4 separate regions of the Homo sapiens genome follow, and all the other regions are linked to region 1. The links are chromatin contacts, found by Hi-C or POLR2A ChIA-PET in ENCODE. All regions are on one chromosome and are shown on one strand. The core of a region is the stretch at or near the end of the contact, and the rest is flanking DNA. Distances in the headings are between cores, read along the strand shown. Region 1 holds the start of COG4 (component of oligomeric golgi complex 4). Region 2 holds the start of AP1G1 (adaptor related protein complex 1 subunit gamma 1). Region 3 holds the start of VPS4A (vacuolar protein sorting 4 homolog A). Region 4 holds the start of PDF (peptide deformylase, mitochondrial).

Region 1 (6,297 bases), core at 1,172-3,671:
TCCAACTATAGCTCAAGCTATCTGCCCATCTCAGCCTCCCAAAGAACTGCGATTAGAGGCATGAGCCACTTGTGCCCAGGCAGCTATACTTTTTTTTTTTTTTGAGACGAGTTTCGCTCTTTCACCCAGGCTGGAGTGAAGTGGCCTGATCTTGGCTCACTGCAACCTCCCTGCCCTGGGGTTCAAGCGATTTTCATGCCTCTGCCTCCCAATTAGCTGGGATTATAGACGCCCACCATCACACCCGGCTAACTTTTGCATTTTTAGTAGAGACTAACATGGTTTCGCCACGTTGGCCAGGTTGGTCTCGAACTCCTGACCTCGGGTGATCCACCCGCCTCGGCCTCCCAAACTGCTGGTATTACAGGCATGAGACACCAAGCCCGGCCATATACATTTTTATTAAAATCGTTCTGTAGGTTCCAGAGGAAAACGTCCTCTTGACAGTCATGGAATACAAATACAGTACTTATATCATTTTGTCTGTAAGATTTCCATAATTTTCCACCCAACATATTAAATGACTGAATGAATGCGAGCTTAGGAATGTTAAGTCAAGATACTAAATTTTTTTTTTTTTTTTTTTTGAGACAGAGTCTCACTCTGTCGCCGAGGCTGGAGTGCAGTGGTGCGATCTCGGCTCACTGCAAGCTCCTTCTCCCTGGTTCACGCCATTCTCCTGCCTCAGCCTCCCGAGTAGCTGGGACTACAGGCGCCCGCCACCACGCCCGGCTAATTTTTTGTATTTTTAGTAGAGACGGGGTTTCACTGTGTTAGCCAGGATGGTCTCGATTTCCTGACCTCGTGATCCATCTGCCTCAGCCTCCCAAAGTGCTGGGGTTACAGGAGTGAGCCACCGCGCCAGGCTTTTTTTTTTTTTAAGAGACACAATTTTGCTCTTGTTGCCCAGGCTAGAGTGTAATGGCGCTATCTTGGTTCACTGCAACCTCCGCCTCCCAGGTTCAAGCAATTCTCCTGCCTCAGCCTCCCGAGTAGCTGGGATTACAGGCATGCGTCACCACACCCGGCTAGTTTTGTATTTTTAGTAGTGATGGTTTTCACCATTTTGGTCATGCTGGTCTCGAACTCCTGACTCAGGTGATCCTCCCGTCTTGGCCTCCCAAAGTGCTGGGATGGCAGGCGTGAGCCACCGCGCCCCGCAAGATACTAAATTTTAAAACACATCTTGCTGAGGCCAGACAAAAAAAGCCCCACACACTAAACTAGCCAGGCACGGTGGTGTGCGCCTCTGGTTTCATCCATTCTGATTGCAGCACAACAGCACTCCAGCCTGCGCAACAGAGAGCGGCCCTGTTTCTAAAAATAACAAAACAAAACAAAAAACACCACACACATCTTGCTGAAAAACGTATCAGAAACTGCTAGAGTTAGTGCAAGTTTATACTTGAAAATACTCAAAGATATCAACGATCACCTCTCCCTCAGGCTGAAACTGCCTTTTGTGCTCAACTTTGCTAGAAGTTTGGTCTGGGAAACAGCTGACAAGCTTAGAGCTTAGATCTCTTTTGACTAGCAAGGAACCCAACTGACATTCGAAAGTGAATTGACAGCATCGAGTTGCCACTGAAAATTAAAGGAGGCAGGAAATAGAACGTTATGAACTGAAAGGAATTGGAGAATAGTCCACACCCCTCATTTGATAAAATATCAAGGGTACCAGAGATGAAGTGACTTGTCCAAGATTAGAGAATTGTGTCTGAGTCTTAAAAGCTAAACCTCTACAAAGATGTGCATTTGACCAAAACGCTAAAATCACACCCCCAAATCACTCCCCACAAGAGGAAGTCTTAAAACGCTTCAAGAAGTTAATCTGCAAAGGCTTCCCTCTTAAATAACAGGATGAGAGCGTTTCATAATTTGTAAATTAAGCCAATGCAAAAGGGCGCTTATTATTTTGAGAACCAAGCAATTTGGCAAATACTCTCAGACTAACTTTACTCCCGTGGAGAAACTGGTGATCATGGATCAGGGAAATCAACGGGGGTCTAGGGAGGAGAGGCTGCAGATCGCCCAGGTATCAGGGAAGACAAGCTCGGCGCGTCCGACAGCGTGAAAAGAGTTGACAGGACTACTCATATACCCGACTAGCTTCCGCTTCTTTGTTTTCCCGCTTTTTTGTATCCCCCAGCAAGGAGAGTTTCCCACAGCCCGGATTTCCCGACTGAAGGCTCCCACTCTCCCTAGATCCTCCATGAAAAAGAAGAGGCTCGACCCCGCACCTCCTCGCCGCAGAGCCGTTCGTATACAGCCTCCAGCTCCTGCAGCTCTGTCAGGGAGCGAATGAGCTCAGCGGAGATTTCGGAGCAGCGGCCACCTCCCACCCCCTCAGACGGCTGCTGCACCCCTGACAGCTTCGGAGGCGAATCAAGGTCCGCCATCTTGGTCCCCATTCGGCACTTCCGGTCCCGCGAGGCCCCCTCTTCGTTGGCGCCTATTTGGGGCTGCCCACAGAAGTGCCCAATGAACTCTAATGGTTTTTTTTTTTTAAAGTCTACTTCTAAAAACGTATTAATTTTCTATTCTCCTGGAAAAAGCAAAGCAATAAAGCATGTTTAAATAATTTGTAATGCCGTGTGGAAGCAAGACGGAAGCATTTTTTAAAAATTATATATATTCTTCAGGCGCGGATTGGGTGCCTTTTTCCGCCGCGCGCCACCAGAATGTCCCTGTCTTGAGGTCTAATGGCGGACGCCAGTATGTTGGAGTTGGTGGTGGCTTAAGTTTTGAAGGGAGGTAGCATCCGTTGGATATCCACACCATCCTTCTCGCTGCAGGGTAAAAAAACAGCCTGGAGACTTCCCCGGGCCCGGGGAGGCGGAGACCGGCCATATGGAAGGGGGACCCGAGACTTTGGCGGGGGTCACGGGCAGTCTAGGCCCGAGAGGCTGGGGACCAGGAGGAGGTACCGAGGGATGGTTGAGGCGCCAAAACGGCTTCCTGCAGTTATCTCTCGCTTCCATCCACAGTGTGGGAACATATTCTATCTCAAAATAGGGCTCGTGGAGATTGCTTTTAACTTCTGGGGACTCTGAGACGGGGGAGGTGTGACAAGCAGCGGGAGGCATGGATGTCTCCCTCTGGGTAGAGTAAATGGTACACCGAGGGGAAGATAGAAAGATGGAGCGTGTTAAAAGCGTAAATAACGGAAACAGTCTTTAGAGCCAAGACTCCGGTTTGAATTTGTATTTTGGTAGTTGGGCAACTTGTCTCCTCCTCTGAACCTCTATTTTCTCGTTTGCGTAATGGAGGACAGAGTTTAAATGCGATGATGTTTCCTTGGAGGATGGAGAAGATGCAGTGAGCAATCATACAAGCTTTTTGTAATAATGGTAAACAGACGTGGGGGAAGTTTTTTTTGTTTTGTTTTGTTTTGTTTTTGTGACGGAGTCACAGTCTGTCGCCCAGACTGGAGAGCAGTGGCGCGATCTCGGCTCACTGCCATCTCTGCCTCCCGGGTTCCAGCGATTCTCTTACCTCAGCCTCCCGAGTAGACTAGCTGGGATTACGGGCGCGTGCCACCACGCCCGGCTAATTTTTCTTTTTTTGAGACGGTGTCTCGCTTTGTCGCCCAGGCTGGAGTGCAGTGGCGCGATCTCTGCTCACTGCAAGCTCCGCTTTCCGGGTTCACGCCATTCTCCTGCCTCAGCCTCACGAGTAGCTGGAACTACAGGCGCCCGCCACCGCGCCCAGCTAATTTTTTGTATTTTTAGTAGAGACGGGGTTTCACTGTGTTAGCCAGGATGGTCTCGATCTCCTGACCTTGATCCACCCGCCTTGGCCTCCCAAAGTGTTGGGATTACAGGTGTGAGACACCGCGCCCGGCCCAGACGTGGGGGAAGTTTTAAAGCTTACCAAATTTATCTGGTATGTATTTTTTGTTTGTTTGTTTTGTTTTTGAGACGAAGTCTCGCTGTCGCCCAGGCTGGAGCGCAGCGGCTTGATCTCGGCTTACTGCAGCCTCCTCCTCCTTGGTTCTAGCTATTCTCACGCCTCAGCTTCCCGAGTAGCTGAGATTAAAGGCGTGTGCCACCGCGCCCGGCTAGTTTTTGCATTTTTAGTAGAGGGGTTTTCACTGTGTTGGCCAGGCTGGTCTCAATTCCTGACCTCAAGTGACCCATTTGCCTCGGCCTCCCAAAGTGCTGGGATTACAGGCGTGAGCCACCACTGCGCCTGGCCTCGTATATAGTTTTTCTAGTACTGGACTGATCCTCCGAAATGCACCTTCCTCCACGATCCAAAGTTAAGGTGTCGCTGGAGAACCTGAATCCAACTAGATTTGGGAAAAAATGAATTCCAAAGGTTTGTAATGGATTGTATCAGTTATAAGGAAAGGGGAAAGTAGACTGTTTTGATCAGCTACAAAATATGAAAAGTAACTTGCGGGGAGCTGTTCAGGGATTCAGAAGCAGCTCCTAGCTTCCTCTCTTTTGCTTTTTTTGTTGTTTCTCCACTCCCTGGTCTTTCAACATCGGTCCTTTTCGTTCATGTTTTACTGTGGTCCTAGAACGTTAAACATATACCTTAGTCTATGGGCTGGGCGCGGTGGCTCAACGCCTGTAATCCTAGCACTTTGGGAGGCGGAGGCGGGCGGATCACGAAGTCAGGAGATCGAGACCATCCTGGCTAACATGGTGAAACCCCACTAAAAATACAAAAAATTAGCCGGGTGTGGTGGCGGGCGCCTGTTGTCCCAGCTACTCGGGAGCCTGAGGCAGGAGAATGGTGTGAACCCAGGAGGCGGAGCTTGCAGTAAGCCAAGATGGCGCCACTGCACTCCAGCCTGGGCGACAGATTGAGACGCCTCAAAAAAAAAAAAAAAAAAAAAAAGGAAAAAAAAAAGATATACCTTAGTCTCAAGTAGAAAATTTTATATCTCTCAGGACCCATTTCTAGCCTGGAGCATTGATCTTGCCACCCTGCTTTTGCTCAGCCCAGAAAGTTATTTATGAGGACGTTTACTCATAATTCTCTCTTCTCGTTTAACAATAAAATCAAATATGTATGTTAATTCTATACTAATGACCTTGGATTTCTCAAGGTCCCGTGCTTTTTATTTATTTATTTTTTTTTTTGAGATGAGGTCTCATTCTGTCGCCCAGCCTGGAGTGCAGTGGCATGATGTTGGCTCACCACAACCTCCGCCTCCCAGGTTCAAGCGATTCTCCTGCCTCAGCCTCCCGAGTAGCTGGGACTACAGGCGCACAGCACCATGCCCAGCTAATTTTTGTATTTTTAGTAGAGACGGGGTTTCACTGTGTTGCCCAAGCTGGTCTCGAACTCCTGACCTCGTGAGCCACCACGCCCGGTCACATATGTTGTTTCTTAATAGGGCTTGCTCTGCTGGTTCTGCTGTCTTCATCCAGAATTTCCCATACAGAAATGTCTGTTGAAGTAATAGTCTCCCAGCTATTTTTCTGTTTTCTGTTTTCTTAGCTTTCTTGGACTCCGTACTGTTGGTGTAACCAAGGCCTGGAGGTCTGGGTGGCTCAGGTTTCCTGCAGCCATGTTTCTGTACAACTTAACCTTGCAGAGAGCCACTGGCATCAGCTTTGCCATTCATGGAAACTTTTCTGGTAAGTTCTCTCGTTACCATCTTTTGAAATTTTAAGTGAATTAATACATATCTTGCTTAGTCTCTTGTGCAGGAAATGTTTTCCATTTATGACAAAACAGTTGTTGGTAAATGTAAACAATTCAAATTATGAGATGAGGTGTTAAGTTCTGGTGCATTATCTGTTACCTATTTCAGATGCATTTCCTAGTTCACAAATTGTGTAATGATTCTTGTCAGGGCACACTTTTCTTGGCTGCTTACCTAGTGCCAAGTCGTGTGCCTATTGCTGTAAGACATACTGAGATGTGTAAGACCTGATCTTTGATCTTGAATTTGACATCAGGTTGGGTAAAAAGAATGTCTGAAGGTGTTTGTCTGGTTATCAGAGAGTAATTTAAATAAAGGGAAGGTTGGACCTTGGTTTGGTGCTTGAAGAGATAGAACTTTTGTATGAGAGAAAAGGGAAAATGCAGTTTAGGTAGGGAGTGCTGTCTGCATAGAAACAGATAATTTGCTTACGTTTACCATGTGGGGAATATTTTTGTAAAGATGGATTAAGGCTAGGTTTGAATTGTGTGAAATTTCAAATATTGGATTAGGAAATACAAAGTTACTGAAAGTGAGGTACTAATGTTTATAAAATAAAAACTTTTTCTTGCCATTTGCAGATTTAACATTTTTGAGTCAATCCAAGTAATGCAGGAGGTTCATGATTGTGTAGA
Region 2 (6,297 bases), core at 2,154-4,653, 1.3 Mb after region 1:
ACAGAGTAAGACTTTGTCTCAAAAAACAAACAAAAAAGAACTGAAAACAATTCATAAAGCAAGGACAGACTAAATTACAAACACCTAAAACAGTATTTTTAAATGTTCTGAAGCTCTAAGTAAGAGTTTTAAAGTTTTGATAGCAATTAAGTCCTGCTATATACACAAAATTTTAAAATCCTCATCAAATGCAAATAAGGGGATTAAGCATTGTGGAAAATCTGTTTTGGTATGTAGATTGCCAATTCAATTTTTTTAATTAAAAATAATATCTTGGAAAATACTCATTCAACTTTTTAAATTTGTATAAATTAAAAGTTTTGGCCAGGTGAGGTGGCTCACACCTGTAATCTCAGCACTTTGCGAGGCCGAGGCAAGAGGATTGCTTGAGCCCAGCCTGGGCAACATGACAAAACACTATCTATACAAAAAATACAAAAATTAGCCCTGCGTGGTAGCACACGCCTGTAGTCCCAGCTACGTGGAGGGCTGAGGCAGGAGGATCGCTTGAGTCCAGGAGGTCCAGGCTGCAGTGAGCTGAGACCACTGCACTCCAGCCTGGGCAACAGAGTGAGACCCTGTCTCAAACAATAAAAATAATAAAAAAAAAAAAAAAGAGTTTTTATAAATCATAAAGAAGTTGGTTTTGTTTGCATACCACTGATTTTTAAAACTCCTTTTTTAAATAAACACTGGGGTGAAATATCACCAAGGCATTCCTGGCAAATTCTGTACTTTAAAGTTTCACTCTAAAATCTGCCCTCAAATCTAGAACTGCTATCAATGACAGAGGTCAGACCAAAGAACAAGCAACTGCCCCCAAAAGAAAACGGAGGTTTCCTAAACGCAAAGCAGACATTCAAATATGCACTGATCAATGGTGCACTAAACAACACTTTGCTAGGAATTTGTTAAGGCAAAAGGACCCTTTCTACAGTGAATGCAAACTATCTAAGAATGAATTTTTAAAAGTTTAATATTTTTAAATATTTTGGTAGAGACGGAGTCTCATTAGGTTGCCCAGGCTGGCCTCCAACTCCTGGGCTCAAGGGATCCACCTTCCACCTCCCAAAGTGTTGGGATTACAAGCATGAGCCACTGAGCGCCCGCCTGAATGACATTTAAATACCAATATATTAAAGCATGAAAAACACTGAGTTAACTAACATCTATGTGATAGCTCTTCTAACACCTTACTTGAAAAGTCTAAGTCAGAAATGGAACATTTCAGTAGTAACTGCGAGGGCATACTTACTAAATGAGTGAGCATTACATAGGTGTTCAGTGTTTGACAGTTCCTTTAAACCAAAAGAGAAAATTCCATTGCTTCAGGGTAATACAGAACTCACGTATCTAATAGTAACTAATATATTTTTGAAAAATCTGCTTAAATAACAAGATCACTGAGTATTTAAACTGAAAATATTGTTTTCTTCTGAGACATCATATGACCTATAGAGGAATTTATCTACAATCTCATTTCAATAACCTGATAATAATAATGCATCTATAAGTGGCTTAGCAATATTAAAAAGCTTGACTCAATTCAAGTTATAAATTTAAACTTCAACCACTAGACTGTGATCTCAAATAAGTTAATTTCTCTTTTGCAGATGTGAAAACCCAGGCTGAGATGAAATAAGGGTGATTCAATCACACTCGCCTAACTTGAAACGTAGGAAATGTATCAGTGAATAACTGTGAAATACTTTTTGCCAGGCACGGTGGCTCACGCCTGTAATCCTAGCACTTTGGGAGGCCGAGGCGGGCGGATTACCTGAGCTCAGGAGTTCGAGATCTGCCTGGGCAACATGATGAAACCCCATCTCTACTAAAATACAACAACAAAAAATTAGCCGGGCGTGGCGGCGTGTGCCTGTAGTCCCAGCTACTTGGGAGGCTGAGGCAGGAGAACTGCTTGAACCCGGGAGGCGTAGGTTGCAGTGAGCCGAGACCGTGCCACTGCACTCCAGCCTGGAGACAGAGGGAGACTTCGTCTCAAAAAATAAATAAATAAAAATAAAGACATACTTTTTATTCAAGCATGCTAGACTGCAAACATGCCTTTAGAATAAAAGTGACGAGATTACGAGTACTTAGAGGGTTCATATTTTTCAAACGTGAAAGTTAGGGTGTGTGACAAGTTAGGTATTTGACAAGTATTCTAGGGAACGGTGGAAGTGAATATTTAAAATTCAGCTATCCCCAGAAAAACCCAATACATGAAATCATTACAAGTATTTTTTAGAATCAGTCAGCAAAGATCATTACTGTACAAACACTTCAAAGTTAAGGTCACTAAGAAAGCACTAACTCCTCCCTTCTGTTAACTAATCACTGTAAAGCAGCCCAACTCTCCTTTCTACCTACCTCAGATTAATATTTTTCTCCATGGACAGATTTCCGTGCTCAGGGATATATAATAGGGGAGAAAAAAAAATACCACACAAGTGTCAGTAAGCACCAAAAAGCTAAGTATTCAGCACAGGGAGGGAATCCACATATGAGAAAACATTTGACAGCTCTTGCCTCCCAAAAGCCATTTAATCTGCTTCATAAACATAATCTGCTTCATAAACATTACCCTGAGCGAGTGGTTCGATGGATCTCCTACACCGAGTCCTAACCGGGAAACACAATCAACCGAACCGTCCCGACTCTTTCAGGCAATCAGGAAGACCGGGAGAATTATTAGACGCTGACGTCCGCAGGGCCAGGAGCTGAGAAAAGGGTAAACAGTATACTCGCAGGTAGGTTGAAAAAAACAAAACAACAACATATACACACACACACGAAAAATTGGGAAAGAAGTTGGTCGGAAGGTTAGAGAGAGGCGAGGCCGATGTCCGGTTCCGAGAGGACGGCACTGCAGGGGCAGGCAGCGATTAACTGGGCATTTGGATATGCTGGGAGTTATCTGACAGACCTGACACGGGTACAAGACACAAGAACGCTGATACGTGGCTCAGAGAAGACACGCGGGGGTGGGGCCCGCCCCGCTAAACCCCAGGCTCCCTGAATGAGCCCTCAAAGATCGCAGCCTGAGAAAGTCAAGGGTTCAAGGAGGCCCGTACCGGCGGGGCAACGCCACAACACGGAACGCCGCGGCGCGCGGAACCTCCCGGTCCGAGGCCTCGGGGTCGGCCCTCCAGAAGTCGGAGCAGCCCCTGGGGCTCCCGGCCTCTCCTGGCCCAGCTTCTCTGTCTTCTCTTCTCAACACCCACAGCCTGGGACTGGACCCCTGAAACTGAAAGGAAGCTTCCGGTCGAGCGCCCGCGGCAGCGGCGGGGCAAAAGCAGCAATATGCTCTCAGCGCCGGGAGTGACACTCACCGGCCCGAAACCTCGAATGAAACCAGCAGCTCCGGGGGCGGCGGCAGCAGTGGCAGCAGGAACCGAACATCCAAAATGGCGGCTCCCTCGGCCTCACCACCGCTACCGCAGGCGGAGGGATCCTGAGGAAGGAGGGAGTTTTTAACTAACTTCACACACTATTGAGGAAACTTCGCTCCCTGTCCTCCTCTCCTGGTCGTTTCCGTGTCCTCGTACTGCAACTTATCGTGCCTTTTCTCTCGAATTATCCAAGAACTCGGACCCTGCCGAGGACTATTTGCCAAGGAGGAGGCGACTGCTCCTGGCAGAGCGACGCAAACGTAGCAAGGATCGGGGCTGTCACTGATGACGCGAGACGCTGCTGCCGAGTCACCGCTGCGATGAGTCTGAGCGAGAAAGATCCGGCCTACCCCGTAGCGGACGGACATTGGTTCCGCTTGGTGAGGGGGTAGGGGGGTGGGGGGTAGGGGGGTGGGGGGGTAGGGGGGGTGGAGCTGGGCTACCAGGAAGCGGTGGAGCCACCTGGAGGGGGCGGAGCTAAGTCAGGTAGCCCAGGAAGTGAGAGCAAGCGAGACAGGTGGGGGCGGAGAAGACAGCAGGGCTGAAAAGGTCTTCGTCCACGGGAATCCCGAACTCTTTGCTGTCTCCTTTAAGATTTTTGCTTTCTTTATAACTTAAGGAGCATGCTCCAGGTGGTATTCTATGGTTTTATGGTGTCTTTGCAACATATTTTATGAAGAGTTAAGAGGATGACTGAAAAGAATGGATTCCACGCCCGGTACCGCGGTGCTTGCACTGCTCAAGTCACTTAAACTCTCCAGGGATTCAATTTCCTCATATGTAGAAAGAAGACTTGGACTCATGTTAGCTGAAACCCTTACAGAATGGGCTTTCGGTCTATGACTCCATGAATTAATAACCAGGGCCAAAGAAAGTCTAACCAGACAGTTCCTAACCTGATAAATAATTACTAACATATGACGTGAGTCTTTTCCATGTGAATGTAAAGAGGGCCTGATATCTTGGCCTGTTTAAAGGAAAGGTGACCTACCTAGACTAAAATCCTTCTGCTAGATTGGCAACAAAGTACAATACAACACAGCAGCAGGCTGGGTGCCAAAGAGAACAGAACCAACCACACAAAAAAAATTTTTTTTTTTTTTTTGAGACAAAGTCTCGCTCTGTTGCCCAGGCTGGAGTGCAGTGGCGGGATCCCGGCTCACTACAACCTTGCCTCCCGGGGTCAAGCAATTTCTCGTGCTTCAGCCTCGCAAGTAGCTGGGATTACAGGCTCCCGCCACCACGGCCGTCTAATATTTGCATTTTTAGTAGAGAGAGGGTTTCGCCATGTTGGCCAGGCTGGTCTTGAACTCCTGACCTCAGGTGATCTGCCTGCGTCGGCCTCCCAAAGTGTGGAGATGACAGGTGTGAGCCACCGGCCTGGCCAGAACTAACCACAAATCTTGAGTTTAGGATTTGGGTGTCATAGAGAGAAGGTTGCACTTTTTTCCTTAGTCATTTTCATGCAGGGATTTCAAAACACTTAACAAAAATTGCTCTAAGTAGGCCGGGCACAGTGGCTGACGCATGTAATCCCAGTACTTTAGGAGGCCGGGGTGGGCGGATCACCTGAGGTCAGGAGTTCGAGACCAGACTGGCCAACATGGTGAAACTCCATCTCCACTAAAAATACAAAATTAGCCGGGCATGGTGGTGGGCACCTGTAATCCCAGCTACTCGGAAGGCTGAGACAGGAGAATCGCTTGAACCTGGGAGGCAGAGGTTGCAGATAGCCGAGTCTGGGCGACAGAGTGAGACCCTGTCTCACAAAAACAAAAAAAAATTGAACCAAGTAGGCCCATCTGTACAATTTTGTCCCTGAACTACTGGGGCATGCCAAGTGGCTGGAAAGAAAGGAGGCCATGGGTGCGATAATAATTATCATTTGTATTATTAAATATTGATATCACATTGTTCATAAGGCACTTTCATGTGTATAATCTAATCTGACCCTCTGGACAACCTCCTGAGTCAGGCTAGGCAAGCATAAGTAACTTAGTTTTACAAATAAGGAAAAAGAGGCTCCAAGAAACTAACTTGGCTAAAAGACACATCCTCTCCCCTCCTCCACTGGGGTTCTGCTACAGAGCTATAGAGTGCCTTTTTTTTTGAGACAGAGTTTCACTCTTGTTGCCCGAGCTGGAGTGCAATGGCGTGATCTTGGCTCACTGCAGCCTCCGCCTCCCAGGTTCAAGTGATTGTCCTGCCTCAGTCTCCCAAGTAGCTGGGACTACAGGCGCATGCCACCACGCCCAGCTAATTTTTTGTATTTTTAGTAGAAACGGGGTTTCACCATGTTACCCAAGCTGGTCTCGAACTCCTGACCTCAGGTGATTCACCCACCTCGGCCTCCCAAAGTGCTGGGATTACAGGCATGAGCCACCATGCCAGGCCAGAGTGCCATTTTATAAATTAGCATAGGGTACCACAATCTTCCACCACCCCTACCTACCCACCCACCTACCTACCTACCTACCTACACACATACCTACACTCTCAGGGTGGATGGAGTCAACCCCCAACAAGTGGTTTAGAGAACAGAATGTTTACAGAATTCAGATCCTCTGCCATGCTGCTACTGTACAGTGCAACCATGGACTACAAGGCTAGTAAATAGTGGAATGAAGCCAAAACACAATTTCCTCTGAGGTATAGCTATGCAGGGAACACAGGCCAAACTTAGTTTGGGGTTTCCACATAAGTAAGAAGTTTGCAGGTTGCAAAGCAGAGTTAGCTAAAGTATTCCGTTTGGAACACCACAAAAAAATGCTTAGAGGTCAAATTTAAATGTGTATCATTGTGAACCACAAAAGAAAAATTAAGCCAGCTACCTAAGGAGGAGAGAGCTTTTTTTTTTTTTGAGACGGAGTCTCACTCTGTCCCCAGGCTGGAGTGCAGTGGCACG
Region 3 (6,297 bases), core at 1,555-4,054, 1.2 Mb before region 1:
TGAGGTCTTTTGGAAGATAATGTAGAAAACCACTACCTATTGAAGGCCTGTTTTGGCTAATCTGTGCAAACTCTGATGATACCTGCTTATGTGGATTCTTTTCCACACTGCTTTCATTTTTAAGTATAAAGACTTAGAAAACTAGAATAATGCTTTTACAAATAATTAAAAGTATGTGATGTTCTGGGTTTTTTCCTTCTTTTTAGAACCCTGTATTTAAACAAGCCTTCTTTTTAAGTCTTGTTTGAAATTTAAGTCTCAGATCTTCTGGATACCAAATCAAAAACCCAACGCGTAAAACAGGGCAGTATTTGTGTTCCTAATTTTAAAAAGCTTTATGTATACTCTATAAATATAGATGCATAAACAACACTTCCCCTTGAGTAGCACATCAACATACAGCATTGTACATTACAATGAAAATGTGTAACTTAAGGGTATTATATATATAAATACATATATACCTTTGTAACCTTTATACTGTAAATAAAAAAGTTGCTTTAGTCACGTGGGTTGTTTTTTTTTTCCAATTTTTAAAATGCTGAAATAGTTTTGAACCTACAGGAAAGTTACAAAAACAATACAAATCTTCTTCACCCAAACCTTCCAGTTGTTAACATTTTGCCATATTTATTCCATTACCTTGTCTTTCTCTAATATGATTCTCTAGCACCCTTAAATTCTCTAGTGAGGACCTCCAAAACATAAGGACAGTCCTTGCATTGCCACCATAAAGTCCTCCTAATCAAGAAATCAACATTGGCACACCACCACTCATTCCATAGACCCCATTCAAATGATGCCAGCCATCCCGGCCATGTCCTGTTTTCCTCTCTGGCCTTGGATCCTGGCCAATACCACTTTCTTGCCTTTTGTCGTCGTGTCTCAGTTCTTCAGTCTGGAATGTTCCTCGGCCTTACTCTAATTCGCATGTGCCTGAGTCTCAGCACAAGGCTTTGATTGTTCAGCACAGCTCTCCAGCTGGCTCTATTCGGTGTTGCCTCACAACCAGGCTGTGTCACACACTCTTGGCAGAGATGCCACGATGCCATGCTCTCTTCAGGGTATCATGTGGAGAGACACACGAGGGCCACGCATCCCACCACCAGGGGTGTTCCCTTCGGTCGCGTAGTCAAGCTAATGTCCTCATTGTTTTCTCCTTTGTATTTATTTATTTATTTAGAGATGGAGTTCCGCTCTTGTCGCCCAGGCTGGAGTGCAATGGCGTGGTCTTGGCTCACTGCAACCTCCGCCTCCCAGGTTCAAGCGATTCTCCTGTCTCAGCCTCCCAAGTAGCTGGGATTACAGGTGCCCACCACCATGGCCGGCGAATATTTTGTATTTTTAGTAGAGACAGGGTTTCACCATGTTGGCCAGGCTGGTCTTGAACTCCTGACCTCAAGTGATCCACCTGCCTCGGCCTCCCAAAGTACTGGGATTATAGGCGTGAGCCACCGCGCCCGGCCTCTCCTTTGTATTTAATTAGCATTTTGTGAAGAGAGATTAAGGTGTGCCAATTTTTTGGTTTTTTTTTTTTTTTTTTTTTTTTTTTTTTTTTTTTTTTTTTGGAGGCAGGGTCTTGCTTCATTTCCCAGGGTGGAGTACAATGGCCTGGTCACGGCTCACTACAGCCTCGACCTCCCAGGCTCCAGCAATTCTCCCAACTCAGCTTACGGAGTAGCTGGGACTACAGGTGTGCGCCACCATGCCCAGATACGTTTTTTATTTTTTGTAGCGATGGGGGTTCACCTGTTGCCGAGGCTGTTCTCGAATTCCTCGGCCCAAGCAATCGGCCTGCCTCGGCTTCCCAAAGTGTTGGGATTACAGGCATGAGCCCCCATACCCAGCCTCAACTTGGATGTTTTTTGCCCTCCATTTTTTTTCTCTCACAGGATAGACTTGTGGACAAATGGATCACTTGCCTCTGGTGCGTTTTTTTGTTTGTTTGTTTTGTTTTGTTTCTTAATTTAGCGACGAGGTCTTACTATGTTGCCCAAGCTGGTCTTGATCCTCGGCTCAAGCAATCCTCCTGCCTTGGCCTCCCAAAGTGCTGGAATTACAGGCGTGGGCCAGTACACCCAGCCCTAGAACTGCTTTGATCATTGTATCCCCAGAAACTAGCACACAACGCTGCACACAGTAGGTGTGCATGCCTGTAATCCCAGCTACTCGGGAGGCTGAAGCAGGAGAATCGCTTGAACCCGGGAGGCGGAGGTCGCAATGAGCCGAGATCATGCCACTGCACTCCAGCCTAGGCGACAGAGCAAGACTCCGTATCAATCAATCAGTCAATCAATCCAAGCAAAACAAAACTGGCTTTGAACAGTCAGCGGCATCCCACCAGGGATTGAGCCCCAGTGTGGGGCACACTCTGTTTACATTAGCTAGCTCATTTATTCCCCACAAAAGCCAGACAAGGCAGGTACTAATTATGATCGTGCGATATTAAACATGGAGAAACCAACGCTCTGATAAGTTCGTTTTATTGTGAGAATAAAACTGCTCAATGGGCGCTGTTATTCCAAGCGAGGTCAGGATTTCCGGATTCTACCCCGCTCCGCCCCTGGCCCCGCCCCGAGAATGTACGTCCCGCCAGGCCCCGCCCCGGCCTTGTCCCACCCACCCCGTCCCCGCCCCCTGTCCGTCTCGCCCTAGTCCCACCTCCTCGTCCCCAGTCAGTCCTGCCTCTCGAACCGCCCCCTGCCTTCGCCGAGGCAGGGAGAGGTGCCTGCAGTGCGAGCCGTGGACGCTAGGGGGCAGCCGCTCGGCTCGGGCCCGACCGCTCTGGGCTGCGCTCCTCGCTTGCCCTCGGACTCGGCTCCCGCTGCGAGCGGCCGCCCTGCCCGCGCACCGCGCTCAGCGCCCACCGCCGGGCTTCCCGCGCCGGACCCAGTACCTCGGCTCCCCGGGGCCGGACCGAGGCCGCAAGCAGCGCCGCGGGGTGTGGGGCGGACCCAGGAGATGAAATGACAACGTCAACCCTCCAGGTACTTCGTGCGGCCCGGCCCGACTTCGGAGGCCGAAGGCAGCGGGGCCTGCGGGCCGCAGAGCCGGGCGGCGGGCGGGTGGTCAGGTGGGCGCCTCCCAGCCCCGGCCTCGCGACCCCGCTCCGGCCGCCCCCTCGCCGCTTCCGCCCGTGTCTGTTTCCACGCGCTCGGAGCCGGGTGGCATCTCCACCCTCAGGCCTTCCGGCCCTGCCCGGCTGGCCCAGCCCCAGGGCCGCTTCGTGTAGCCGGCGCCCCGGTACCGCCGTGGGGATCAGCCTCACCCGAGCCGCACAGGCACCCTCAGGAAGCTCGGCCCGGGGTCCGGCTGGGCGTTCAGACAGCGATGCTCGCTCCCTCCTCTCCTGTCTCGCTCCCTCCTCTCCTGTCCCGGGTCCTGGAAGTCCCTCGACCTCACTTCGAACAAGCCCCGGCCCCTTCCCCAATCTTCGACTTCCTCTTCTCGGCCAGCGACCCTTCATTCATTCCCTAGATCCTGCAGGGTGGTGCTGGGATGGCGCCACCTGGGTGAACAACTGACCCACCCTCTAGGTGCTGTCAGTCCTGCGGGGCCAGAAGAGATCAACATGCTCAGGCCTCATTCCGGGGTTTGAATCTCAGCTCTGCCACTCACCAGCAAGTGACCTTGGGCTAGTTTTTTTTTTTCATCTTCGGGTCTCGAGTTTCCTGGTCTGTAAAATGGGGTAATGCCCTCTAGGTTGTTGTGATGATAGCTTTAAATTGAATAATTACGGTAAAGCATTCTTGTATGTCTGGCACATAGTAGGTGTCCATTAAGTGACAGCCAACAAAGTGCCTGGGAGAGTTAGGCAAGACTTCATGGAAGAAGGGACATCAGAGTTCCAGTAGCATTCAGAGACCTGGAGGTGGAGGAGGGCAGAAGTAGGAGCAGACATGGAATGAGTTGGGGTACCAGGTTAGGAATTAAGAGTCCATAGCCAGATCCCACCGTACCACCAGCAGAAGCCGCAGATCCCGTCTGCCCAGGCAGGTTTTTTATGGCCCGTGAACCGAGAATGTTTTTCAGTTTCAAACACAGGTGTATTTATTTATTTTTAAATTTTATTTATTTATTTTTTTGAGATGGAGTCTCACTCTGTCACCCAGACTGGAGTGCAGTGGTGTGATCTTGGCTCACTGCAGCCTCTGCCTCTCAGGTTCAAGCGATTCTCCTGCCTCAGCCTCCTGAGTAGCTGGGATTACGGGCACCCGCAACCACGCCCGGCTAATTTTTGTATTTTTAGTAGAGACCGGGTTTCACCGTGTTGGCCAGGCTGGTCTCGAACTCCCGACCTCAGATGATCTGCCCACTTCGGCCTCCCAGAGTGCTGGGATTACAGGTGTGAGCCACGGGTCTGGCCTAAACACAGCTTTATTAAGGTATAACTTGCGTGCTTACCATATAACTCACCCGTTATATATTTTTGTTTTTATTAATTTTTTTTTTTGAGACAGTCTCATTCTGTCACCCAGGCTGGAGTGCAGTGGCACAATCTCAACTCATTGCGGCCTCCGCCTCCTGGGTTCAAGTGATTCTCCTGCCTCAGCCTCCCAAGTAGCTGGGATTACAGGCACCTCCCATCACACCCAGCTAATATTTTTTTGTATTTTTAGTAGAGACGGGGTTTCACCATGTTGGCCAGGCTGGTTTCGAACTCCTGACTTCAAGTGTGATCTGCCCACCTCGGCCGCCCAAAGTGCTGGGATTACAGATGTGAGCCACTGTGCCCAGCGCAACTCACCCATTTAAAGTGTATAATTCAGTGCTTTTAGTATATTCATGGTTGTGTGACCATCACCATAATCACTTTTTAGAATATTTTCATCACCTCCAAAAGAAACCCCTCACCCACAACCCCTCTCTCTCCCAGCCCTGGGCAACCACTGCTAATCTACTTTTTTTCTCTGTGGGTTTGCCTACAGAGAAACCCACTTTATATAAACAGAGTCATACAATAGGTGGTCCTTTGTGGCTAGCTTCTTTCATTATGACTTAACATAATGTCATAGGTTTTTACATTTTTTAAATGGCTTGAAAAACAGTATTTCATGACACATGAAAATCCTATGAAATTCACATTTCAGGGTCTATAAATAAAGTTTTATTGGAACACATCCCTGTTCGTTTATTGATATACTGTCTACAGCTGCTTTTGTGCCATCAAGGTAGAGTTGAGTCGTTGCTACAGAGATTATCTGGCTGGCAAATCCTAAATTATTTACCATCTGGTCCTTTACAGTAAGCATTTGCCAGCCCCCATTAGCACTCTTTTCTTTCATCCTCATCTTTTGCCATACGTGTTACTAGAGATGCGGCGGGGCTGGCAGTTTCTCACCTTACCCTCCTGTTCTGTAAAACTGTTTCTCTCCATTGAAACTTGGACCCCCTGTGTGTGAAAAACTGTATGTGGCTGCCAGAAAAGTCCAGTGCACTCTTTTTTTTTTTTTTTTTTTTGAGATGGACTCTTGCTCTGGTGTGATCTCGGTTCTCTGCAGCCTCCACCTCCTGGGTTCAAGCAATTCTCCTGCCTCAGCCTCCCAAGTAGCCGTAACTACAGGCACGCGTCACCACACCCGGCTAACTTTTTGTATTTTTAGTAGAGATGGTGCTTCACTGTGTTAGCCAGGATGGTCTCAATCTCCTGACCTCCGGTGATCCGCCCGCCTCCGCGTCCCAAAGTGCTGGGATTACAGGCATGAGCCACCGTGCCCAGCCCCAGCACACTCTTAGGTGTATTACTAGAATTTCCAAAAGGAGGGAGGGGATGGGTCAGTGCTGCTCCTTATGGGACAAAGAATACCTTCAGTATTGTTCTAAGGATAGACCCAAGCATGAAGCTACAGAGAGTGAAAAAGTCCAAGGTACTGGGGGTGTGTGTTCTGGAGACGAGAAGCCACCAGGGAGAGGAGCGCTGCCTTCCTGTCTCATCTGAAGGAACATCATGCAGAAGAGGGCAGACAAGGGCAGCCTGTGCCTAAGCTCATTTCCAAGAAGGTTTGGGGCTCCCAGCCATTCATTGTAGGTAGTAGAGGGAGCAGAGGCTTGAAAATAATGGCCAGCACTCACCCCTCTTCTCATCTCTTCAATCCGCTGAGTTCATTTCACATCAGCCTGGCCCAGCCTCCCCTGGCCTGTCTGTTTTGTCGAGCTGTCTGTGTGTGTTTCTTTCGGAGACTTCTTCCTTGCAGATAAGAGAGGGCTGAACAAATGCCCCGGCCCTGCCAAGAGCCGGTCAGGAGGTTTATTGTTTGCTGTGCCTGGAACCGTGGGTCTGCGGTGGGACTGCCTGCC
Region 4 (6,297 bases), core at 1,768-4,267, 1.2 Mb before region 1:
TTCATTTAACTGCCATTTATAACACTTTTTCCTCTAAACAGCTTAATGGACTTCCTACTACTTGTATAGTTTGATTTTCAGGACTCTGTTCAGCAAGAATACCTACTTTACAAAACTCAGCATAAAAATGAGGTGAAACAGTTTAACTAAAACTGGAGTTTGGCTGGGTAGTGTGGCTCACAACTGATCCCAGCACTTTGGGAGGCCGAGGCAGGAGGATTGCCTGAGACCAGGAATTTGAGGCCAGCCTGGGCAACATAGTAAGACCCCCGTCTCTATCTTAAAAAAAAAATAAAAGAATAAAACAAGTTCCTTCACCTCTTGACAAGACAAAGCTGACACTTTTTTTTTTTGAGACAGAGAAAAAAAGAAAACTCTACAGCCAGAATCATACTTTTGAGTCTCGCTCTGTCGCCCAGGCTGGATGGAGTGCAGTGGCGTGATCTCAGCTCACTGTAACCTCCGCCTCCTGGGTTCAAGTAATTCTCTGCCTTGGCTTCACGAGTAGCTGGGATTACAGGTGCTCGCCACCACGCCCGGCTAATTTTTGTATCTTTAGTAGAGACAGGGTTTCACCATCTTGGCCAGGCTGGTCTTGAGCTCCTGACCTCGTGATCCACCCGCCCCGCCCTCCCAAAGTGCTGGGATTACAGGCGTGAACCACTGCACCTGGCCACTTTCTTAAACCTACACATTGGTTGCTGTGATATTAATTCTATTTTTACAAAATAAGTGTATAACCAGGAAGTACTAATCCTGCTTTCTATGCCCAATTGTTAACAGGAAAGGGCTCAGTGCACTTCTCAATTGTCACCCCTGCCCCCAGCCCTGATCCACGGCCTCTACCCCAAGAATGAGCCAAGAACCAGCTGCTCTAGGGATCTCAGCAGCAAAATCCTGCCCAAGGCTGTTAAAATGTGTGGGCACTCATTTACACTCGTGCTGTCATGAAACACATCCTTGAACAGGGACTATTCTCTTTCATTTCCATAAGCAAACTGGCGTCTAAGGCCACAAGCCCTCCGTAAAAATAAGAACTCGGCACAAATGGCCAGTCACATGCTTACCTGCATTTTTAAAGACAGCTTTCAGGTATTTGGGGACTACATTATTACCAAACCTTGGCTTTGGGAGATTATACAGGTCCGAGGAACTCGTGTCTACTGCAGACGAATGCAATTACCCCACCTTCCTCCATACAGAATTGTTAGGAAATGTCCACTCCTTTGGGGGTGATTTTTCTCCTCAAGTTGTAGCCAACATTTTGTCCGTAACTGATTTCAGGGCAAACATTTCTGACATCTTCCTCCAGCTCAGTCTGCCATGCCTTGGCAATCCAGTTTCCTGTCATATGCGAGCCATCCAAGTTGATGCCAAGTAAGATTTGCCCAGCTCAAAGTGAAAGTGTTTGCGTCTTGGTATCCGGAATCCTCAGCCCCAGTAGCAAAGCTTTAGTCATTCACCTTCATCCAATAGACGTTTGTGAACGTCCTGCTGTCCATTTTGTCAATAAACAGGCAGCCCTGCAGGTGGTCCATCTCGTGCTGGATGATGCGGGCTGCCCACCCGCTCGCCTGCCACACCACCTGTTCTCCATTGGGGTCCAGCCCTGCAAAGGAAGTTACAGCCCTGGTGAGTGGGAACAGCTGAACTGCATCATCCTCAACCTCCCTACCCCTGCCCCCGGTCCTGGCTGTTCCCATTGACAAGAGGCAACAGCAGATGGCAAATGTAGACAGCAGCTCCTCTTCTAACTGGAAAACGTCCCTCATCTCGGTCCATTACCAAGCGTTCAACCTGGTTCCCAACTCTGGTAATTAGGTTATCGAGCTCACTGTAGAGCTGAGATGAGAAATCATCTTTCTACGGTGCGACCCTTCCGAACACTCCTCCCACTTCTGAGGTACCTGTGGGCTCCCAACTCCTAACAGAGGTTCTGCAGCTTGAGACCCCACTTGTTTTTCTGACCATCTTGAACCGACGGGCTTGCTGTGCAGGAACAATCACCCCGACCCCAGCAGAGCCCGCATTCCGCGAGGCATCCTGTGGTACCACGGGGGAATGGCCTAGCCCCCTGGGCTGGGTCAGGCTGGCGGGGGCTAACCCCCACTTCTCCAACTCCACCGTGGCGGATCTAACTGGGGCCGAAGAGCGTGTTTGCCTCAGAGAGCAAGGGAGCAGAAAGCAGACGCCAGGCTGTCAGGTAACAGCGGAACTAGGGGACCTCTCCTCGCCCCTGCGTCCTATCTGAGCGGGCTCTACCCCACAGGAGCTTCTATCCGTCCTGAGGCCTCTCCGCTCCCGCATCCCACTTCGCTCCTGCGGGAGGTCCGGCGTATGAACCGCGACCACTTCTGCGCTCTCGCGGAGTCGGGCAGAAGAGACGCGCGCGCTGCTCCAGCAGCCCCGGTCCCCGCCGCCCGCACCTGAGATCTGCACCGCCTGGAAGCGGGGCACGCAGGCCAGGAAGCCGGCGACGCTCTCGCAGCCCTCGGGAAAGGTGACCAGGCGGCTGTCAAGCACTCGCAGGCTGGGGTTCACGAACACGCGCAGGGGGAAGGGCTCCATTTGGCGGAGCGCGCGCTGGCGGGGCGGGCACTCCCGACACAGCGCCTCGGGGAGCTCCAGCGCCAGCACCTGCCGCGGCACCCCCAGCTGCGGCGCGCTTAGGCCCACGCAGCGCCGCCGCCGCATCACCTGGACCAGCCGTTGCGTCAGCCGCTGCAGCTCGGGCCCGCCTAGCTGCGCCCGCTCCACCGGGGCCGCCACGCCGCGCAGCACCGGGTCCCCGACTTGGCACACGTGCGAGAACGGCGGTTCGGGAGGACCCAGCACCAGACGCCTCAGGTGGCGCCAATAGGAGCGCCGCAGCGCCGGGCCCTCGACGCCGTCCGGGGCGGCCGTGGAGCTGCAAGCCCGGACACCGACGGCTGCCGCCCCGCCCCACGGCACGGCCGCCCACAGTGGCCAAAGACTCAGCGCGCCCCACAGCCGGGCCATGGCGGCCCCCTTAACAGTGACCCGGCCCGCCCCTTCCGGCCGCAGCGCGGGGCACGCCGGGAAGCGCCGTCGGCCAGCACACAGCGAAGCCGCGACTGGATCCCCGCCTTCCTGCTTAGACTGGCAGTGAGCACCGCCCCCTTCCGCTCTCCTCCCGGGAGCGCCTTCCCGCCTCCCGAACCCGCCCCGGACCTTCCAGGGCGAGGCAGTCCTGGCCACCCCGCGCCGGGAACCTCACGCACCGCGTTCTGGAGGCAGGGGACGCCGGCTAGGGCCCCACGCTGGGCGGTTCGGCCTGCGTCTCCGCTCGCCCTCCCTCCGGGCAGGCTGGGCCCGCGGGCTCCAGGCGTGGCTCCTCGGCGGGAGGCTCTGGTGCTGGAGCTGTGAGCTCGGGCCCCAGCGCCTGGTCATCCAGGGTGAAAAGCGTCTCTCTCTTTGGCAGGATAAAGGCGAGGGGCTCCTGAATGGCGCCGATGTTCACATGCCCTAGGTTACCGTACTTGGAGAGCTGAGTGGGAGGAATGCCTAACCCAGACGTGGGGAAAGCAAAATGGAAAACAGTTACTAATAAAACTCAATATAGAAATTTAAGGGAGGCCGGGCGCGGTGGCTCACGCCTGTAATCCCAGCACTTTGGGAGGCCGGGGAGGGGGGGGCGGATCACCTGAGGTCAGGAATTCGAGACCAGCCTGACCCACACGGAGAAATCCCATCTCTCTTAAAAATACAACATTAGCCGGGCTTGGTGGCGCAGGCCTGTAATCCCAGCTACTTGGGAAGGCTAAGGCAGGAGAATCGCTTGAACCTAGGAGGTGGAGATTGCAGTTAGCCGAGATCGCGCCATTGCACTCCAGCCTGGGCCACAAGAGCAAAACTCCGTCTCAAAAAAAAAAAAAAAAAAAAAAAAGGAAATTTAAGGGAAAAAAAACGAGCCATTACTATTTTTTTTTTTGAGACAGTCTCGCTCTGTCGCCCAGGCTGGAGTGCAGTGGCGTGATTGCTGCTCACTGCAACCTCTGCCTCCCAGGTTCAAACAGTTCTCATGCCTCAGCCTCCGTGGTAGCTGGGATTACAGGCGCCCGCCACCATGCCAGGCTAATTTTTGTATTTTTAGTAGAGACGGAGTTACTATGTTGGCCAGGCTGGTCTCAAACTCCCAACCTCAGGTGATCCATCCGCCTCGGCCTCCCAAAGTGCTGGGATTACAGGCATGAGCCACTGCGCCCAGCCATCAATTACTATGTTTTAATACAGCAAAAACCACCTTTGTTACAGGGAATGGGAAGCTATACTGTGAAGCAGAACGTAACGGAACAGCAGTGTAGGGTGCCTGCAGCAGGAACCCAGACCTCAGGCAGCACCAGGGAAAAAGCAGAGGGCAGCCAGGCTTTGCACGTGTGATGCACTGACCCATTGCCCTTTGGGAAGCTGTGCCTCAACCAAGCCCCTCTCCTACCACAAAGGGACAAGGACGTGAAAGTGAATTGGAAAAAAGACTTTAGGACGGGCGTGGTGGCTCACGCCTGTAATCCGAGCACTTTGGGAGGCCGAGGTGGGCGGATCACAGGTCAAGAGATAGAGACCATCCTGGCCAACATGGTGAAACCCCGTCTCTACTAAAACACAAAAATTAGCTGGGCGTGGTGGTGCGAGTCTGTAGTCCCAGCTACTCGGGAGGCTGAGGCAGGAGAATTGCTTGAACCCGGGAGGTGGAGGTTGCAGTGAGCCAAGACTGTGCCACTGCACTCCAGCCTGGCAACACAGCGAGACTCCGCCTCAAAAAAAAAAAAGACTGTAAAAACCATTTCTCTAGATATTTCACATAAATGGAATCATACGTATGTAGTTCTTTTGTGACTGGCTTCTTCCGCTTAGCCAGATACAGCCACATAATGTATGATTCCATTTTTATGAAATGTCCAGAAGAGGCAAATCTATGGCAACAGAAAGTAGGTTGCCAGGGACTAAGGATGCTGTCGAGGAATGACTACAAACGTGCATGAAGGATCTTTTTGGAGTGATGGAAATATTCTAAAATTGGATTCATATTTACTAAAAAACACTGACTTACACAAATGGATGAATTATTTAGTATGTGAATTACACATCAGTAAGGCAGTTTACAGAATTTTCATTCTCTTACCTAAAGTCTGTGCTATCTGAGCTGGTGGAAAAAGGACTTGGAGACAGCGATTTAAATACGGAACAAGGTCTTCCAGGAAGACAGTGCAGAACTGGACAAAGAGCTCTTGCTCCCCGCTGCTGAAGGCAGCCTCTTCAGCGCGATGGAAGGCCAGGATTATTTTAGTTACCTAAGAGACAAGGGCACCGTCAATTACTGGGACAGCCTATCACCACTGGGACAGCAGTGCATGAAACTAGGCAAAAAAATGTATGCCCCTCCAGTTTTCCTGAACAAAGTAATTTAACAGTACATTATTTTACTGTCTCATTTAAACTCAGAATTATGGTCATTGTCCACAATTGTGTCACTTTATTAATGTGAAGTTCAGACCCAACTTGTTACATTACGGGTATAGTTTCCGGTTCCAGTGGAGGAGTGTCATAAAACTATAGAGAGAATACATGGTTTTGGTTTTTTTTTTTTTTTTTTTAGAGACAGGATTTTGCTCTGTCACCTAAGCTGGAGTGTAGCGGCACAATCAGCTCACTGTAGCTTCAAACTCCTGGGCTCAAGGGATACTCCCACCTTAGCCTCCCAAGTAGCTGGGACTACAGGCGTGCACCATCACGTCTGGCTAAGTTTTAAAATTTTTTGTAGAGACAGGGTCTTGCTTTGTTGCCCAGGCTGGTCTGGAGCCCCTGGCTTCAAGAGATCCTCCTACCTCAGCCTCCCAAAGTGTTGGCATTACAGGCGTGAGCCACTGCGCCCGGCCCAATACATGGTTCTTAACTTCCACGGAGGACCAACCAGAACTGTGCTGGATCCAGGAAAATGAAGCAAAACTATACAAGCTTTCTACTAAGCCCCGAGGTTTCAGAAAGCTAGAACCACTGGAAAACTGTAAGAAAACAGCTAGGAAAGAGAAGTTTCAAAACCAACAGAGCAGCCTAGCTGACACTACAGATATGTGGCATAGCGACAGGGTAAGAACACAGACTCTGATGCTGGACTTCCCAAGTTCAAGTGACTCACACCTGTAATCCCACACTTTGAGGGTCTGTAGCAGGAGGATCACTTGAGTCCAGGAGTTTGAGACCAGCCTAGGCAACATAGGGAGACACTATCTCTCTGTAAAATAAAACACTTTTAACAATAAAAATAAAAGAATATGC

What was found. A loop is a pair of places that touch in the nucleus more often than their neighbours do. ChIA-PET counts read pairs that join two places held with the same protein, here RNA polymerase II (POLR2A). Pooled maps may share reads with other maps.
Region 2: a map with no recorded cell type shows a loop between it and region 1 (8-fold over the local background). The contact joins the promoter of AP1G1 here to the promoter of COG4 in region 1. A Hi-C loop is called at or near these places in 1 of 37 single-sample maps with no recorded cell type and 8 of 50 pooled maps. POLR2A ChIA-PET finds 5 or more read pairs at or near these places in 1 of 52 experiments (activated CD4-positive, alpha-beta T cell).
Region 3: a loop to region 1 is called in a map of CD8-positive, alpha-beta T cell, with 9 times the contacts of the local background. The contact joins the promoter of VPS4A here to the promoter of COG4 in region 1. A Hi-C loop is called at or near these places in 1 of 168 maps with a recorded cell type or tissue (CD8-positive, alpha-beta T cell) and 7 of 50 pooled maps. POLR2A ChIA-PET finds 5 or more read pairs at or near these places in 2 of 52 experiments (activated CD4-positive, alpha-beta T cell and naive thymus-derived CD4-positive, alpha-beta T cell).
Region 4: a map of CD4-positive, alpha-beta T cell shows a loop between it and region 1 (4-fold over the local background). The contact joins the promoter of PDF here to the promoter of COG4 in region 1. A Hi-C loop is called at or near these places in 1 of 168 maps with a recorded cell type or tissue (CD4-positive, alpha-beta T cell), 1 of 37 single-sample maps with no recorded cell type and 9 of 50 pooled maps. POLR2A ChIA-PET finds 5 or more read pairs at or near these places in 1 of 52 experiments (naive thymus-derived CD4-positive, alpha-beta T cell).

Annotation. Positions count from the first base shown.
Region 1 is chr16:70,521,133-70,527,429 of GRCh38, forward strand. COG4 (component of oligomeric golgi complex 4) reads right to left here and starts at 2,422. Exons shown (of 19, transcript NM_015386.3): 1 at 2,241-2,422. The coding sequence starts at 2,411. SF3B3 (splicing factor 3b subunit 3) reads left to right here and starts at 2,684. Exons shown (of 26, transcript NM_012426.5): 1 at 2,684-2,796; 2 at 5,455-5,594. The coding sequence starts at 5,525. RefSeq lists enhancers at 2,055-2,194, 3,228-3,965.
Region 2 is chr16:71,805,431-71,811,727 of GRCh38, forward strand. AP1G1 (adaptor related protein complex 1 subunit gamma 1) reads right to left here and starts at 3,404. Exons shown (of 23, transcript NM_001128.6): 1 at 3,333-3,404. LOC124903714 (a long non-coding RNA gene) reads left to right here and starts at 3,528. Exons shown (of 2, transcript XR_007065110.1): 1 at 3,528-3,772. RefSeq lists enhancers at 2,535-3,182, 3,126-3,815, 4,376-4,455.
Region 3 is chr16:69,308,546-69,314,842 of GRCh38, forward strand. VPS4A (vacuolar protein sorting 4 homolog A) reads left to right here and starts at 2,805. Exons shown (of 11, transcript NM_013245.3): 1 at 2,805-2,987. The coding sequence starts at 2,967. It overlaps SNTB2 (syntrophin beta 2), which reads left to right. Exons shown (of 7, transcript NM_006750.4): 7 at 1-507. RefSeq lists enhancers at 1,677-2,627, 2,628-3,577 and silencers at 2,520-2,659, 2,720-3,269.
Region 4 is chr16:69,327,571-69,333,867 of GRCh38, forward strand. It overlaps PDF (peptide deformylase, mitochondrial), which reads right to left and starts at 3,018. Exons shown (of 2, transcript NM_022341.2): 1 at 2,427-3,018; 2 at 1-1,609. The coding sequence starts at 3,000. The coding sequence ends at 1,452. It overlaps COG8 (component of oligomeric golgi complex 8), which reads right to left. Exons shown (of 6, transcript NM_032382.5): 4 at 5,144-5,312; 5 at 3,243-3,525; 6 at 1-1,609. The coding sequence ends at 3,269. RefSeq lists enhancers at 2,384-3,031, 3,680-4,327 and silencers at 2,656-3,035, 3,066-3,455.